Linked DNA regions of Homo sapiens: region 2 is linked to region 1. Evidence: chromatin loops called from intact Hi-C (ENCODE). Cell type or tissue: heart right ventricle. All regions are shown on one strand.

Region 1 (2,500 bases):
TATTACTTTCATATTTATCTTTAAAATAGACCCCTGAAATAACATGAGAATCAAATTCCATTAAAAATATATTCAACTAACATTTTACCTGTCCAATATAACCCAAATCTCAAGATTAAATATTGTCCACATAGCTCTAAATCTTATTCAACAAAATTTAGAACTGATAGATCCAGGCCTGGCATATTTGCTTTAAATATTTCCTTAAATTTCTTTGTTAAAAATACATCTTCCCTGTGATAATAAGAGCATATGGTCATTGTGGAATATCCAAGAAATAGAAAAAAAAACATAAAAAATAAAATTTTAAATTTACTATAATGCTAACATCCAGAAACAAATACTGAAAACATTTTGGCACATTTTAATAATTTTTGCATCCTGTTGCCTACCCCTTTTTGTAATAGTGAGTATTTTGTTGTGTAGTTAAAATTATAATCATTTAGTAAATATTGTGTGTAACTTGAGTATTTCACTCAACAATATATGTATTTCCCCATATTACTAAGTATTCTTCTATAACATGCTTTTTAAATGGATGCCATTCTGTAGTAGCATTATTTATATATACTCTTTTGATGAACCTGTATATATTACCTTTAAAATATGTATATACTTTTGTGTAGTTAAATATTCTTAAAGAATGTGATTTTAATGACTTCTTCATAATCTAATTACAAACCATACTTTATTTAGTTAATTTCTAATGTAGGATATTTAGGAGAACCTCTTTTTCAAAGACAGCTATAACAACCACTAGTAGGAATCATGCCACTGCCACACCTGACACCACCAACTCATCTTGTGCCAAGCAGGGAAAGATTCATGGCTCCATATCCTCCCACACCTCAGCAGGTTTAAAAACACAGTGAGGTCTGATCACACCAAGTCAGTCTTGGACAGAGGCGGGCCCTCTGGTTCAGTGGTCTGATTTTCTATATAGAATGCATTAATATTGCTCTGTATAATCCAAATAAAAATAAACTTTATTTTATTTGGTATATTAATGCAGATACTTGCAGAGCCTATTTTCATTATTTGCTTCTGGCCTTCTCTTCAACAATTGGTTCCTCTGAAACACCAAACCTAAGGATTTGTGAAGCTCTTTCTCATTCACGCCTGTCCTGGCCGCTATTCATTCCTCATTTTTCTTGAGCAGTATATCTCAATGAGAGCAATTAGTACACGACCAATTCAACAACCACTAGATATAATGACTGTCCTACTTTGGTGCAGCGGACATCTTTTTGTTGTCGTTGTTCCCAACACCATATAAGTACTGATTAGAAGCAGGAATGCCTGTCCAGGCCCTGTGAAGGAGGTGATGAATGGTATGTCTGAACAGCACAGCCCTGGCTTAGTATCACTGAAATGCCACACTCCTCACTGAAGTCTGTTGATAAGCCTGACAGTGCTCAGCAACTTTTACCAGCAGACTTTATATCGGGGGACCCAAGCTGAAAGTTAGCACATGGGGTGTTCTGTCAGCACAGAAGGCTTACACCATTAGTAGATCTAAATGGTGTTTAGATTACGGAGTTCAACAAAAATCTAGGTCATTAAGTGCATAAAAGAAATGTTACAATGACTCCATTCCAAATAAAATGATGTTTGGAGGGAAACAAAGAAATTAATCTTGCAGTTTATTGGTAATAAAGAAACAAGAGACTCATATGTTGTTTTACGTATAGATATTATCTTAGTGCCATTTGGGACAGCTTATTCTTCAGCCTTTTTGAAATATGAAGTATACAGCTGGGATTTAAGGTATTACTAGCCAATTAGGAAAATTTTTTTAATGTAAAAACAAACAACAATCAACCAACCAACCAAACAAACAAAAAAAAACTTTCCAATTTCTTTGGAGACTGCATCCCTGGAGAATAAGTAAATATTACAATGTCATATAATCTTGAAAATTTTAAAATGTTAAGGAAAATAATATGCCCATGGGAATCCTAATTTATGAGACAAAATTCAAAGAAGTTGTTCATAGAAATTTAAACCCTTGACATTTTTAAGACACAATTTAAAGTAGAATAAAAATTAGTTTTCACAACATAAAATGAATTGGAAAAATTTCAGCAGTTTCCTCAAGGGACCATTAAAAGCTAGGGTATCTTCCAAAAATTCACCAGGGTTTAAAGCTAACGGAAAACATATGTGGGAAGTGTTTGATAAATAGAGCTTAATGTTCAATATAAGAGAAACATAACAAATTTGCATTGAGTACACTGATTTTGAGAGGAGAAGTTTTTGACCCATTCCCCAGTCCATTTTTTACATGAGAACCAAAAGTGGCTAAATTTAGTTCCTTATCCACCCTGTGCTGAAAATGTCCATGAGAAAGGGAGTTCCTGGATAACAAAACTTGCAGAGAAATTCCCAAAAATGCAACAGAAAGCCATAAATCCAGGAAAATAAATATAACCTGAATAACCACAAATTTCATAATCAATATGTAAATGTAATCATGGGGAAACTCCCTGAAAAAGTCACA
Region 2 (2,500 bases), 150 kb after region 1:
CTTTTCTCTCCACAGTTTACTGCTGATTATCTGTTTTCTCGTTGTACTATTGTATTTTACGTAGAAGAAACTGTCTCCAGGTTATAATGTAAATCAGCGAGAAATTAGATTCAAGTTATAGTTAATATTCTTGCTACATTGCATGTAAATTGACTAGGGAATTAATTTTCACAGATTCTCCATATCCTGGCTTTGACAGAAATTTATATGTTATATAAATATAAAGATCTCACACATTTTTCTCAGCTCGCCCATGGTACTTTTATAGAGTCAGAAACCTTTACTACTAATTTAGAGGATGCTTCTCACCCACCGCCAACCCCAATCCCAGATCTCCTTTCCTCACCAGAGCTTGCAGGTTGAGTTATGTCCGGACCTCTGGAGCACATCAGTCCTTAAAAATGACACTTTAGTTCACTTTTATTAGCAGTTCTGCTCCATCCTTGGACCCCAGTAAAAGTTTCTAGAACAAAGTTCTCATTTTATACAATCTCTCTGATGCCTACTGGTCTGCACTGCTCCTTGCCATGTGCAGCTCAGGAAATAATCCAGAATTCAGAGCCTCTCAAAACAGAACCCTATCTTGCCTTTGCCATCCCTGCCCCCAGGGTGTGTGCCAGTTCGAATCGGGTCAGTCCTGCTCCTTCAGATTTGACCTTCCTAGAACCCACCATGTCATGGAAGCAACAGCTCCAGGTTTCTCACCCGTGTTCATTAGGAAGAATGAAACCACTGCCAAAGTACATGCTGATCTTTTAGACAAAATGCAGTTTCCTCCAACCTCTCCTTTGTCACTGGCCTCACCTTTGTCTCCTTTGTCTTACTGTCTGCATCTTTTTTCACTAATTAGTTTGTTCAGTCCCATAGTTTAGTGGTTGAAACGATGTAGATCCTTTTGACTCTGTTAGCCTTTGTTGGAAGACTAAGGACCAAGAGAGAACTAACTCAGTCTCTTCATATATCTGGACCTATGATATATACACTTGTGAGCAATGGAGAACCCATAAACTGCTGGTCACATTCACAGCAGAGCAGAGAAAATACAATCTACAAACTGAAAGAAGCAGCAGAGACAAGACAGAGAGTCCCAGACTGCCAACCAAACCTTGATGCCCACGACCTCCCCTTTCAGGGTACATTCCTTCCCCTTTCAGGTTAGAGAGCCCTGATCTCTGTGATAAATTTCCTTGAATTACTGTCTGTTCCAAAGTGCCACAACAAATACAAGTTACTTGTGACATACCTAAGGAGAAATGGGCAGTGGCCAGGCCATGTGAGTCTGAAGCTCTGGAAAGATACAGAAAGTTGGCATCACAGGGCTTCACACCATTTAAAAAATAAATGACAGTTGAACATGATTGCCTCTCCATGGGATGCTCTTTTATACCCTCCAACACCGCCCAAGTCACCAACTCAAAAGTTAGTCATTGTGTCAAATGTCAAATGCTGCCAGGTAGAGAGATTATGAGACATTAGCCTCTCCCTTCTCTAAATTCCAGTGCACTCCATTCAAGAAGGAAATTATATTCTGTATGCTGATTTTTCTAAAACAACATGGGGTAGAATGGGGGGAACTAATTTAAGGGTTTATCTCAGCAGTTTATTTGCTTATAAATAAGTATTTATAATTTTATTATAATATTTATTATAGATTAATAGAATTTTATAATATTTGTTGTAAATAAATATTTATAATATTTACTTATAGGGGTTTATTTAACCAGTTTTCTCATTCTTATAGGGTTTCTGGGAAGTCTTCTACAATCAGCTTAGTTCCTGATAGGCCTGCTATTCAGACAACTGCCACTTAAACAACTTCCCCTTTAGAAATCCCAGAAATTTTCTATTTCCCTTGTAAGTCACAGACTTACATCACCACCTAAAGTCCATGAGTCTTTTTGAGAGTCATTTGTTCAGAACACATGGCTTTAGCAAAACAGATGGTTTCACTATGCGAATGGCCTGCACCTAAAAAAACAACATTGTCACAAAAATCCTGAAACTGGGACATCCACGTATCTCATAACATAACATAGAATTATTCCATGTTTAAATCACTTTGCTTCCATCTGGTTTTAATAAATGGCAATAATTGAGAAATGAAGGAAGGGAAGTAAGATGGGAAATGAAGTGGACATTCTAGTCACGTTCCCCTCTGGAGAAATATACCATCACCTCATTCTCATCCCCATAACAAAGAAAACATGTTCTCAATCCCTATTGCACTGAGAAGCAATAAATTGCAAAACTCTCATATTAGAACTTGAAAGCTTTGCTATCTTTATATTAACTTAAAAATAGTGACTATCATGTGAAAATAATTTTTCTTTATTTTATTTTATTATTATACAAAGTCAAAAAATTGTCACTGCTATGGCCTGAGTGAAAGATTCTGAACTTTTCTATTTTATAAACTTGTTTTATTTTCTTAACATAAAAACTTATACTTTTCTTCTTTTAGTCTGTGGAAACAATTTTTAAAATGTCCATCTTGGTAAGA

Evidence for each region. Hi-C counts contacts between places; a loop is a spot of excess contacts. Peaks named below come from ENCODE experiments on the same cell type or tissue, not always from the same donor. Only the 100,000 strongest peaks of a DNase experiment are listed, where the experiment ranks them.
Region 2: a loop joins it to region 1, with 2.1 times the contacts of the local background. A loop is called at or near these places in 6 of 110 quality-filtered maps.

The regions. Positions count from the first base shown.
Region 1 is chr4:147,172,674-147,175,173 of GRCh38, forward strand. No RefSeq gene overlaps it. Among named protein-coding and RNA genes, the nearest start is that of MIR548G, 170 kb to the right of the region's middle. In heart right ventricle, no CTCF peak of the experiment used is centred here; a DNase peak (open chromatin) is centred at 1,308; H3K27ac peaks cover 973 bases.
Region 2 is chr4:147,323,784-147,326,283 of GRCh38, forward strand. No RefSeq gene overlaps it. Among named protein-coding and RNA genes, the nearest start is that of MIR548G, 20 kb to the right of the region's middle. In heart right ventricle, no CTCF peak of the experiment used is centred here; no DNase peak of the experiment used is centred here; H3K27ac peaks cover 1,095 bases.